Linked DNA regions of Homo sapiens: region 1 is linked to region 2. Evidence: chromatin contacts called from ENCODE Hi-C or POLR2A ChIA-PET data. All regions are on one chromosome and are shown on one strand. The core of a region is the stretch at or near the end of the contact, and the rest is flanking DNA. Distances in the headings are between cores, read along the strand shown.

The links. Hi-C counts contacts between places; a loop is a spot of excess contacts on that map. ChIA-PET counts read pairs that join two places held with the same protein, here RNA polymerase II (POLR2A). Pooled maps may share reads with other maps.
Region 1: a pooled map shows a loop between it and region 2 (12-fold over the local background). The contact joins the enhancer-like site here to the promoter of KEAP1 in region 2. A Hi-C loop is called at or near these places in 3 of 50 pooled maps. POLR2A ChIA-PET finds 5 or more read pairs at or near these places in 5 of 52 experiments (GM12878, H1, Panc1 and 2 more).

The regions. Positions count from the first base shown.
Region 1 is chr19:10,735,832-10,742,691 of GRCh38, reverse strand. All of the region lies in intron 1 of DNM2 (dynamin 2), which reads right to left. Among named protein-coding and RNA genes, the nearest start is that of MIR638, 21 kb to the right of the region's middle. RefSeq lists a silencer at 3,682-3,751. Within about 2 kb of position 3,296, at least 5 of the 41 ENCODE cell types and tissues checked have a DNase peak (open chromatin) inside an H3K27ac peak, as active enhancers do.
Region 2 is chr19:10,500,531-10,506,997 of GRCh38, reverse strand. It overlaps KEAP1 (kelch like ECH associated protein 1), which reads left to right and starts at 3,642. Exons shown (of 6, transcript NM_203500.2): 1 at 3,642-3,757. RefSeq lists silencers at 3,627-4,246, 4,257-4,536 and enhancers at 4,375-4,930, 4,907-5,156.

The DNA.
Region 1 (6,860 bases), core at 2,047-4,546, 240 kb before region 2:
ATCCCGGTCACCACACAGCACTTCCAGGGGCACACAAGGAAAGGAAACCTTGGACTCCAGAGACAGGAAGGCCAGGCTCAGCTTCCTCATGGGGACAACTGAGCAAGATCATTGGGTGAAGACTCTGCAGCCTGGCAGCTCAGCCACAGCCTCACGGCAGGAACTGAATGAAGGCTGCCACTTCCCCAGCCCTCAGTTTCTCTATGAAATTGGGATAACAGCACCTACACTATGGGGTTGTCAGCAGGACAAACCCAGGGTCTAGCACGCATAAGGCCCTATTCCACAGGACTAGTTCACTAGTTCATGAGGGTGACGGGGGTGGGAGTGAAGGATGTCAATGCCTGGCACCACAACAGGCACAGACCCTTCTTCTTGGCACCCCAGCAAAGAGCCTTGGCACAGCCTTTCCTGGTGGGCCTGGCAACATCACTCTAAATCCACTTCTGATGCAACATGGCACTCCCTTGCAGGGTATCCACCCTGAGCATAGCAGACACACAAGCCTGCGGACCCCCAAGTCTCTGGCAGGAGGGGAAAAACTAGAAATAACCTAAAAATTCAAGGGGGAGAGTGATCAGTGTTAGTGGGAGTAGGCTCGACCCAGGAATACTTGCAGCTATAAAAAAGCACAGGACTCTCTCATGATGCTGCAATCAAGCAAAAACAAAGAAAGAAAAAAAGAAAGAAGGAAAAGAAAGAAGGGTAGAGGAAAAAGAAAAGAACAAGAACAAAAAGGAAGGAAGGAAGGAAAGAAGGGAGGGAGGGAAAGAGGAAGGTAAAGAGGAAGGTAAAGAGGAAGGGAGGGAGGAAGGAAAAAGCACAGAACAAAAGAAATATTGGCCAGGCGTGGTGGCTCACGCCTGTAATCCCAGCACTTTGGGAGGCAGAGGCGGGTGGATCACAAGGTCAGGAGATAGAGACCATCCTGGCTAACACGGTGAAACCCCGTCTCTACTAAAAATACAAAAAAAATTAGCCGGGCATGGTGGCGGACACCTGTACTCCCAGCTACTTGGGAGGCTGAGGCAGGAGAATGGCGTGAACCCGGGAGGCGGAGCTTGCAGTGAGCCAAGATCGCGCCACTGCACTCCAGCCTGGGCGACAGAGCAAGACTCTGTCTCAAAAAAAAAAAAAAAAGAAAGAAATATTGGCCAATTTGGGGCTGAGCACAGTGGCTCATGCCTGTAATCTCAGCACTTTGGGAGGCCAAGATGAGAGGATCACTTGAGCCCAAGAGTTCAAGGCCAGCCTGGTCAATATAGCAAGACCCTACCTCTAGAAAAAATACAAAAATTAGTCGGGTGTGGCACACGCCTGTGGTCCCAGCTACTCGGGAGGCAGAGGTGGGAGGATCATGTGAGCCCAGGAGACAGAAGCTACAGTGAGCTATGATCATGCCACCACGTTTCCAGCCTGGGAGACAGAGCAAGACCGTGTCTCCAAAAAGAAAAGAAAAAAGAAAGAAAGAAAGTTGGAGACTTCAATACCCCACTTTCAATCATGGATGGATATCAGCATTGGTATCAGGCAAGAAAAATAATAATAATGGATGGAACAACCAAATAAAAGATAACAAGGAAATAGAAAATACGAAACCAATAAGACCTGACAGATGTGTACAGAACACTCCACCCAAGAGTAAAATACACATTCTTATCATGTGCATATGGAACATTCTCCAGGACACACCGTATTCGAGGCCAAGCCATAAAACATGACTCAATAATTTTAAAGAGATTGAAATCATACAAAGTAGTTCCTCCAACCACAGTGAAATGAAGTTAGAAATGAACACAAGAAAGATGTTTTTCAGAAATTCTCAAATATATAGAAATGAACATACTGCTAAATAACCTATGTATCAAAGAAGAAATCATAAGAGAAATGAGAAGATATGCTGAGATAAATGAAAATGAAAACACAACATATCAAAACTTATGGATGCAGCTAAAGCAGGTTTACAGGGAAATTCATAGATGTAAGCAACTGTATTTAAAAAGAAGGAAGATTTTGGCCGGGCGCGGTGGCTTACGCCTGTAATCCCCACACTTTTAAGAGGCCGAGGTGGGTGGATCACCTGAGGTCAGGAGTTTGAGACCAGCCTCACCAACATGGTGAAACCCCGTCTCCACCAAAAATACAAAAATTAGCCAGGCATGGTGGTGGGTGCCTGTAGTCCCAGCTACTCAGGAGGCTGAGGCACGAGGATGGCGTGAACCTGGGAGGCGGAGCTTGCAGTGAGCCAAGATCGTGCCACTGCACTCCAGCCTGGGCGACAGAGCGAGACTCCGTCTCAAAAAAAAAAAACAAAAAAAAGAGAAAGATTTCAAATACTTTCAGATTTCAATAATCTTCCACTTCAAGAACCTCAGAAAAGGAGGGTAAACCAAATCCAAAGAGAAAAGAAGGAAATAATTAGAGAAGAAATAAAGAGACTAAAAAAATGGAGAGAGAAGTTAACACCACCACAATTTGCTCTTTGAATAGATCAACCAAACTGACAAACCTTTAGCTAGATTAACCAAGAGAAAAAGAGATAAGACTCAAATTACAAAAATCAGAAATAAAGAGGAGACATCACTACCAACCTTTCAGAAATAAAAAAGATGATAAGGGAATACTATTCTAACAAATTAAATACACCCTAGATGAAATGGACAAATTCCTAGAAAGACCCAAATTACTGAAACTGACTCAAGAAGACACAGAAAAACTCAATAGATGTACAAGAAATTTAATTAGTATTCAAAAAACGTCCCACAAAGAAAAGTCCAGGCCCAGGTGGCTTCATTGGTGAATTCTTTTTTTTTTTTTTTTTTTTTTTTTTGAGAGAGAGAGAGAGTCTTGCTCTGTTGCCCAGGCTAGAGTGCAGTGGAGTGATCTCGGCTCACTGCAACCTTGCCCCCCAGGTTCAAGAGATTCTCGTGCCTCAGCCACCCAGAGTAGCTGGAATTACAGGCATGTGCCACTACACCCAGCTAATTTTTGTATTTTTAGTAGAGAAGGGGTTTCACCATGTTGGGCAGGCTGGTCTCATCAATTCCTGCCCTCAAGTGATCTGCCCGCCTCAGCCTCCCAAATGCTGGGATTACAGGCGTGCGCCACTGCACCCAACCAGCATGGATGAATCTTGAAAACATGATGCTAAATAAACAAAGCCACACACAAAAGGCCATATACTGTAAGATTCCATTTATAGGAAATATCCAAAATTGGCAAATTCACAGACAGAAAGGACATTAGTGGCTTCCAGGTGCTGGGGGAGGGAGGAACTGCTTCATATGTATGGGTTTAGGGGAAATGAAAGTGCTACAAAATCAGATAGTGGTGCTGGTTACACAACTGTGAATATACTAAAATCCACTGAATAGTATATTTCAAAAGGATTAGGTATTATGGTATGTGAATTATATTTCAATAAAAATATTTCAGGAAAATAAAACAGTACAGGAGTTCCCCATGTCCCCATAGAAGAACAAGGGAACACGTCCTTCTTTTATTTATTTATTTATTTTTGAGACGGAGTCTCGCTCTGTCGCCCAGGCTGGAGTGCAGTGGCGTGATCTCGGCTCACTGCAAGCTCCTCCTCCAGGATTCAAGCCATTCTCCTGCCTCAGCCTCCTGAGTAGCTGGGACTACAGTACAGGCGCCCGCTACCACGCCCCGCTAATCTTTTGTATTTTTAGTAGAGACGGGGTTTCACCGTGTTAGCCAGGATGGTCTCAATCTCCTGACCTCGTGATCCGCCCACCTCGGCCTCCCAAAGTGCTGGGATTACAGGCGTGAGTCACTGAGCCCAGCCTTTTTTTTTTTTTTTTGCGATGGAGTTTTGCTCTTGTTGCCCAGGCTGGAGTGCAACGGTGCGATCTCAGCTCACAGCAACCTCTGCCTCCTGGGTTCAGGCACTTCTCCTGCCTTAGCCTCCCAAGTAGCTGGGATTACAGGCACCCACCACCACGCCCAGCTAACTAACTTTTTTTTGTATTTTTCATAGAGATGGGGTTTTGCCATGTTGGCCAGGATGGTCTTCAACTCCTGACCTCAAGTGATCCACCCGCCTCAACCTCCCAAAGTGCTGGGATCACAGGCGTGAGCCACCACACCAGGCCAGGTCCTTCTTAAAGAGTAACAACCGCTGGGATCCCCAGGAAGGGCCTGGCCTCCAACTGTGGCCAGTCCTCATCCCACCCTCCTGTAGCCCTCCCTCCCCTGTTTTTTTTGTTTTGTCTGTTTTTGTTGACATGAGGTCTCACTATATTGCCCAGGCTGGTATCAAACTCCTGGGCTCAAGCAATCCTCCCACCTCAGCCTCCCAAAGTGCTGGGTCTATGGGCGTGAGCCACCATGCCCTGCCACCTCGTGCCCTTTGATACTGATCTCAATGAAAGTCTCCACTTCCTTTTTATTTATTTATTTATTTATTTATTTTTTGAGATGGAGTCTCGCTCTTTCACCCAAGCTGGAGTACAGCGGCGTGATCTTGGCTCACTGCAACCTCCACCTCCCAGCCTCAGATGATCTGCCCACCTCGGCCTTCCAAAGTGCTGGGATTACAAGCATGAGCCACCACGTCCGGCCTACTTCCTTCTGTTGTGAGACTAATGCTTGTCTCCTCTGCCAGGCCTAACTCCTCTTGGTGGCAACCAGGCCTGTTTGACTCCAGAAGGGTGGCAGTTCAGGTCAGAGCCTGGCACAGAGCAGGCTCAGCAGACATTGCTGAGTGGGTCTTGCTCAGTGATTGACAAGTACATCAATGAGTGCATCCCGAGAGGGAGATGGGTGCCCCGATTACCTATCGCATGCCAGGCACCATGCAAGGGACTGCGCTACAGCCAGGGGCACCGCCCTACCATGGGGCATTCCCCTTCTAGTGGGGGGAGACAGAAAGAGAAATCAAACAAATAGGCCGGGTGCGGTGGCTCATGCCTGTAATCACAGCACTTTGGGAGGCCAAGGCTGGCAGATCACCTGAAGTCAGCAGTTCGAGATCAGCCTGGCCAACATAGTGAAACCTCGTCTCTACTAAAAATACAAAAATATACGGGCATGTTGACGTGCGCCTGTAATCCCAGCTACTTGGGAGGCTGAGGCAGGAGAATCGCTTGAACCCGGGAAGCAGAGGTTGCAGTGAGCCAAGATCGCCACTCCACTCCAGCCTGGGAGTCAGAGCAAGACTCCACCCCAAAAAAAGAAAACAAGAAACCAAACGCATAGGTGGAACAATGACAGGAATGACAAGTGGTTCCAAGAAAAATTAAGCAGGGGAAGGGGACAGAGAGAACAGGGTGGGGCGTTTGAGCAGAGTGGCCAGGGGGAGAGCCTTTTGAGAAGGAGGCTTTTAAGCAGAGGCCTTAGAATGCTGATGAAATGAGCCACAGGGTTATCTGGGGGAAGGGCAGTGCAGGCAGTGGAAGCAGCATGTGAAAAAGCCATGAGGTAGGACAGCGCCTCACCTGCATGAGAACATCATGGAGCCTCAGGGACGACTTCATTTTTACCCTGAGGGAACTGAGGGCCAGGGAGGATTCCAAGTAGAGGAAGGATATAGGGTCTCCCTCTGTCTCCCCGGCTGGAGTGCACTGACAGGATCACAGCTCACTTCAGCCTCAAATTCCTGGGTTCAAGCAATCCTCCCACCTCAGCCTCCTGAGTAGCTGGGACTGTAAGTATGCGCTGCCATGCCTGGCTAATTTTTAAATGTTTTGTAGAGATGGGGGTCTCGTTATGTTGCCCAGGCTGGTCTCGTACTCCTGGGCTCAAGAGATCCTTCCACCTCGGCCTCCCAAAGTGCTGGGATTACAGCGTAAGCCACGGCGCCCAGCTAGGAAGGATATTCTTAACAGGCTCCCTCTGTCCACTGCAGGGAGAACAGCCTGGGGGTGAGGACAAGGTTAAAGGTGCAAGACTGAGGAGGCAGAAACTGTACTGGTCCTGGGGAAGTAGTGACAGTGGATGGAATAATACACAGTTATAAAAACCAGTACCAGCTGGGCACAGTGGTTCACGCCTGTAATCCCAACACTATTGGCACACCAGCCTGGGTGCCAGAGAGAGACTTTGTCTAAACAAACAAACAAACAAACAAAAAACTAATACCGTGGCTTTCCACGTACTAATACACAATGATCTTTTCTATGAAATCAACAAGCTGATTCTAAAATATATATGTGGAGGCAAAGGAACTAGACTAGACAAAACAATTTTGAGAAACAAGAAAAAAGAGGACTCACATGGCCTGATTTCAAGTCTTACTATAAAGCTACAGCAATATAGAAATGAGTGGGCGTGGTGGCTCACGCCCATAATGCCAGCACTGTGGAAGGCTGAGGCAGGAGCATCACCAGCCCAGTAGTTTGAAACCAGCCTAGGCAACATTGTGAGACCCCATCTCTATTTTTTTCTTTTTTTCTTTTTTTTTTTTTTTGAGACAGAGTCTCACTCTGTTGCCCAGGCTGGAGTGCAATAGCGCGATCTTGGCTCACTGCAACCTCCACCTCCCGTGTTCAAGTGATTCTCCTGCCTCAGTCTCCCAATTAGCTGGGATTACAGGCACCCACCACCACGCCCAGCTAATTTTTTTGTATTTTTAGTAGAGACGGAGTTTCACCATGTTGGCCAGGCCAGTTTCAAACTCCTGACCTCAAGTGATCCACCTGCCTCCAAAGTGTTAGGATTACAGGCGTCAGCCACTGTGCCCAGCCCCCATCTCTATCTAAAAAGAGAAGAAAGATATGTGGTTTTGGAGAAAGGACAGAGCCATACATCAACGTCACAGAACAGACAGTTCAGGTTGGACCCACACAAATATGGCCAACTAATTCCAGACAAAAGCAACTTTAGGGAGAAAGGATGGTCTT
Region 2 (6,467 bases), core at 2,393-4,892:
ACAAAAAAGAAATAACTTAGCCAAGTGTGGTGGCATACACCTGTGGTCCCAGCTACTTGGGAGGCTGAGGCAGGAGGATGGCTTGAGCCAGGAGTTCGAGGCTGCAGTGAGCCATGATTGCACTGCTGCACGCCATCCTGGGTGACAGCAAGACCCTGTTAAAAAAAAAAAAAAAAAAAAAGAGGTGGGGCGTGGTGGCTTACACCTGTAATCCCAGAACTCTGGGAGACCAAGTAGGGAGGATCCGTCGAGCCCAGGAGTTCGAGATCAGCCTGGGCAACATGGTGAAGCCCCAGCTCTACAAAAGAAAGAAAAAAAGGGTGGGGGGAAGTTAGCTGGGTGTGGTAGTGAGTGACTGTAGTCCCAGCTACTTGGGAGGCTGGGGCAGCAGGATCACTTGATCTCAGGAGGTCAAGGCTGAAGTGAGCTATGATTGTGCCACCGCACTCCAGCCTGGGTGACAGAGCAAGACCTTGTCTCAAAAAAAGAAAAATAAATAAATAAAATAAAAAAAGAGTCTGGGTGCAGTGGCTCACGTCGGTAATCCCAGCACTTTGGGAAGACGAGGCGGGAGGATCACGAGGTCAGGAGTTCAAGACCAGCCTGACCAACATGATGAAACGCTGTCTGTACTAAAAATACAAAAAATTAGCTGGGTATGGTGGCAGGCACCTGTAATCCTAGCTACTTGGGAGGCTGAGGTAGAAGAATCGCTTGAACCCGGGATGCAGAGGTTGCAGCAAGCCAAGATCACACCACTGCACACCAACCCGGGTGACAGTGCGAGACTCCGTCTCAAAAATAAATAAATAAATAAATAAATAAATAAATGAAAATCGAAAAAGAAAAAGAGAAAAGAAAAAATAGAAGATCTAGGTACATATCCATACAGTAAATGTACTGCTCCTTTTAACTGGCTGCATAGTATTTCTTAGCAAGGATGTGCCACCACTGATTAAGCCAGGGCTCTACAGAGGGACATGTGAATGGGATCCAGTCCTTTTGCCATGATATGCATTATAATGCAATGAATGTGTGCACATGCTTCCTCCTGTATGTGTGCGAGTGCACCTTGGATAAATCTCTACAAGCACCTGGCTCACTGGACCTGTAGGTTTGATTTTGAGAGATATTAGAGAGGTTGTTTTCTGCAACGTGCCAGGAAGGCGCTGGTTACAACCTCGGCCACTCAGCGTGTTCACGGACTATCTAGGCCGCCCCCCTGAGGAGCTGTCTGGAACTGCATCTACACGCAACAAGGATTTGGGGTAGCGGGGTAACTCCAACGTAGCCCTACACGTGATTCCTTCCAGACCCTGAGCCAGGACGTTCAATCTTTCAAATTCACCCTGGAGGCTCCAGGGGCCTAGAGTTTCCATTTATTATTCACTTACATGGCGAAATCCCATCTATCTTTTTTTTTTTTCTTTTCCTTTCGAGACGTAGTCTCGCGCTGTTGCTCAGGCTGGAGTGCAATGGCAGGATTTCGGCTCACTGCAACCTTCACTTACCCACCACCACACCCGGTTAATTTTTTGTATTTAGTAGAGACGGCGGTCTCACCATATTGGTCAGGCCGGTCTCGAACTCCTAACCTCAGGTGATCCACCCGTCTTGGCCTACCAAAGTGCTAGGATTACAAGCATGAGCCACTGCGCCTGGCCTCTCTATCTTTTAAAAATAATTATAATTTGGATGAAATTTAGATGAATTCTTTTTTTTTCTTTTTTTTTTTTTTTTTTTGAGACAGAGTCTCACTCTGTTGCACAGGCTGGAGTGTGGTGGCGCGATCTCTGCTCACTGCAACCTCTGCCTCCCGGGTTCAAGCAATTCTCTGCCTCAGCCTCCCGAGTAGCTGGGGATTACAGGCGCCCGCCACCACGCCCGGTTAATTTTTGTATTTTTAGTAGAGATGGGGGTTTCACCATGTTGGCCAGGCTGGTCTTGAACTCCTGATCTCGTGATCCACCCACCTCGGCTCCCAAAGTGCTGGGATTACAGATGTGAGCCACCGCACCCAGCCTAGATGAATTCTTTAAAATAAACTTACATACATTTATTTAAAAGTTAACGTTACATGATAAACGGTGTGCATGACAAATCAGTATCCCCAGTCATGAAAAATAGCAATGGTTTCTGTCTCTTGGGAGCCAGCATTCGCATTTAATATTTTTATTTTTTATTTACTTATTTATTTTTTTGAGTCAGAGCCTCGCTCTGTGGCGCAGGCTGGAGTGCAGTGCGGTGATCTTGGCTCACTGCACGCTCCGCCTCCCGGGTTCACGCCATTCTCCTGCCTCAGCCTCCTGTGTACCTGGGACTACAGGCGCCCGCCACCACGCCCGGCTAATTTTTTGTATTTTTAGTAGAGACGGGGTTTTATCATGTTAGCCAGGATGGTCTCGATCTCCCGACCTCGTGATCCGCCTGCCTCGGCCTCCCAAAATGCTGGGATTACAGGTGTGAGTCACCGCGCCCGGCCCCGCATTTAGTCTTAATGATAATCTGGTAGGTAGGTGCTATTATATTATTACTTTTTATAGAGAGGAAACTGAACCATAGAGAACTAAGTAAGCGCCCACGGGCACTGAGCTGGTAAGAGGCAGATCCAGGGTTTGAACCCCCCAAAGACGGGTGCCACACGCCTCTTGATAGGAAGTAAATCAAAAATAAAGACAAGGAAGGCCGGGCGCGGTGGCTCACGCCTGTAATCCCAACACTTTGGGAGGCCGAGGCGGGCGGATCATGAGGTCAGGGGTTTGAGACCATCCTGGCCAACATGGTGAAACCCCATCTGTACTAAAAATACAAAAAATTAGCTGGGTATGATGGCGGGCGCCTGTAATCCCAGCTACTCGGGAGGCTGAGGCAGAATTTTTTGAACCCGGGAGGCGGAGGTTGCAGTGAGCCAAGATCGAGCTACTGCACTCCAGCCCAGGTGACAGTGAGAGACTCTGTCTCAATTAAAAAAAAAAAAAAAAAAAAAAGACAAGGAAAACCTGAGGCCTGGGCACAGCGCCTCACACCTATAATCCCAGAACTTTGGGAGGCCAATGGAGTCAGGATCTCTTAAACCCAGGTGTTCAAGACCAGCCTGGGCAACATTGCGAGACCCCATCTCTACAGAAAAACAAACAAACAAACAAAAACTAAAAATTAGCCGGGTGTGGTGGCGCCTGTCTGTGGTCCCAGCTACTCAGGAGGCTGAGGTGGGAGGATCGCTTGAGGCCAGGAGCTCAAGGCTGCAGTGAGCCGCGATTGCGCCACTGCACTCCAGCCTGGGCGTGCAGATCAGAGCGAGACCTTGTCTCTAAAGGAAAAAAAAAAAGAAAGAAAGAAAGAAAAGAAAAGAAAAGAAAACCTAGCGAGGTAGATAATTTTCCCTAGATCCTGCGGCCGCCGGACCACGAGGCCGGCGCTGTGCGTTGTTAAAAGGAGAATAGCAGATGGTGGCGCGCAGCCCCGCGAGGAGACATCCAGCAACGAAATCGGGAGATGGAAGGGACAGTGAGAAGGGGGGCCTGGCTGTGCGCCCCCGCCCGATGCCCCACTCCTCGCCGACGGGCGCCGGGCACCTGCGGGAAGGGCGGGAGAATCGCCGCTCCTTTCCCGCCGCGCCCTTTCCGCCCTCTCCCCGCCTCCTTTTCGGGCGTCCCGAGGCCGCTCCCCAACCGACAACCAAGACCCCGCAGGCCACGCAGCCCTGGAGCCGAGGCCCCCCGACGGCGGAGGCGCCCGCGGGTCCCCTACAGCCAAGGTAAGGCAGGAATCTCCTGGACTGGGTCGCGGTCCCCCGGCTTCCCGGAAGCGCAGTGCGCGGGTGGCATCACTGTGCCCGGAGCCCCTGCGCGCCCCGGCCATCCCCACCCCGAGGGACCCCCTACGGAGGCGACCTGGGGGCTGAGGTGAGCGCTTGGGCAGCAGCGACGGGGAGGGGTGTCCACCCCACCCCTGGTGCGGGCCGGGGCGCGCAGGCCTGGAACTCGGGGTTCAGACTCCCCGCGACTCGGACCACGCGGCTAAGCGCGCTCAGGGTCGCGTGCCCCCGCCCCGCCGCCATGCTGGGCGCCGTGGTGGCCGCGCAGCTGGGCGACAGCAGGCGTGGGCGGGGGTGGGGAGCGGCCCCTCAGCGGTCCCTACCGCCTGAGGCCAGGGCCCGGGGACTTTTATTGTGACACGGCGGGCGCCCGGCTCTGCTTAGTCATGGTGACCTGCGCGCGCTCCGCGCCTCCCCCACGCGCAGCGATGGAGGCGCCGGGGCTCGGGCGGTGGAGGCGGAGCCGGAGCGCGGCCATGGCGGGGTGAGTGAGGCGGGATGTGCCCGGGCTGCGGGCATCGCGGGCCGCGAGCGCCCCTGCGGCCGTGCCCGGAGACCAGGAAAACGGGCGCCACGGCCCAGGGCGCCTCCGAGTTCCCCGCCAGGACTCGGAGGGCCAGGAGGGCGCGACCTGGGTGGATATTTTTGTTGGACGGCGCAACTCTTGGGGTGGCCCGGGAGCGGCGGAAACCGAGCGAGAGAACCAGGAGGCGCTGCGCAGAAGGAGGCCCGGGGGCTCCGAGGCGTTGAGGGGCTCGATCTGCGTTCTGGGGTTGGCAGCCGAGAGGCCGCGGTGGGGTCACTTCCTCGCCTCACTGGGCCTGGTGGAGGCTCAGGAGGGGCATGCGCAGTCGCCCACTTGCCGCTTTGTAGGGTGGGGGAAGTGCCCGGTGCCCAAGGGGCATTGTTGACCGATTGGCCAAAGACCAAGAGGCAAACCCAGGGCCTTGGCACCAGAGTGGGGGCCGAGTGGCACCCAGGGAGGGTGGAGGAGGCCGCTCTGGCAGGCACGGTGGCAGGGCAGTTAGCCAACCACCCGTTTATTGACCCCTGCGCAGTGCCAGGCCCCAGGCGAGAGGCACAGGAGAGGGTTGGCCCGACGCCGACCTACATAGGTCTCCCTGCCATTTGAGGCGCTGGGGCCGGGGACGAGAGACAGTCGATCAACAGACAAGCAAAGGAGGTCATTTCAGTTCCTGACAAGCGCAGTGATGACAATAAAACAGGGAAGAGGAGACTTTGAGTTGAGTCCCAGAAAGAGGGGAGTGAGAACTTGCAGATCCACTTGTGGGGAGCCACTTGGAGATCCCCCACTCCTTTTGAAACGTAACTCACGTCTGGGCACAGCAGCCTATGCCTGTAATCCCAGCATTTTGGGAGGTCGAGGAGGGGGATCACTTGAGGCCAGGAGGTTGAGACCACCCTGGCCAACATGGTGAAATCCCATCTCTACTAAAAATACAAAAAATTAGCCCATCGTGGTGGCTGGTGCCTGTAATCCCAGCTACTCAGGAGGCCGAAGTATGAGAATATCTTTTTTTTGTTTTATTTGAGATGGAGTCTTGTTCTGTCACCCAGGCTGGAATGCAGTGGTGCGATCTCGGCTCACTGCAAGCTCTGCTTCCTGGGTTCACGCCTTTCTCCCGCCTCAGCCTCCCATGTAGCTGGGACTACAGGCGCCCGCCGCCACACCCGGCTAATTTTTTTGTATTTTTAGTAGAGATGGGGTTTCACCATGTTAGCCAGGATGGTCTCGATCTTCTGACCTTGTGATCCGCCTGCCTCGGCCTCCCAAAGTGCTGGGATTACAGGCGTGAGCCACCACGCCCGGTCGAGAATATCTTGAACTCGGGAGGCAGAGGTTGCAGTGAGCCAAGATCGCACCACTGTACTCCAGCCTGGGCAACAGAGCGAGACTCTGTCTCGAAAAACAAAACACAAAACACATAACTCATCTCCTGGCCCTCCAGGATCCAGGGGTTTCCATGAAACCCTTCCTTAAGTCCTTAGCTCTCACTGCACTCCTTCCCAATTCTCCAGATTGACTGTCTCAGCCTCTGAGCCACTGCACTTACTGTTTCCTCTGCCTGGAAAACTACTCCCCAGCCTCCCACTTTATAATAATTTTCATCCTTGTCTCAGCTCCAACCTCACCTTCTCAAAGAGGCTTGGTCTGCCAGATTTTAAAAAACTGCACCCCGGGTCAGGCATGGTGGCTTACGCCTGTAATCCCAGCACTTCGGGATGCCAAGGCGGGCGGCTCACTTGAGGTCAGGAGTTTGAGACCAGCCTGGCCAACATGGCGAAACCCAGTCTCTGCTAAAAATACAAAAACTAGCCGGGTGTGGTGGCGGACGCCTGTAGTCCCAGCTACTCGGGAGGCTGAGGCAGGAGGATCGCTTGAACCCGGGAGGCGGAGGTTGCAGTGAGCCAAGATCGAGCCATTGCACTCCAGCCTGGGTGACAGAGAGACTCCATCTGAAAAAAAAAAAAAAAAAAGCAAACAAACTGCACCCGATTCTCACGTTGTCACAATGCTGTTGTAATTTTCTTCATGAAGCTGTTTTTCCAGGTCTTGCTTATTTTAGTTTATGATTGCTCCTCCCTGCAGTTGTCAGCTCTGGCAGGGTAGGATTTTTGTATTTTGCTC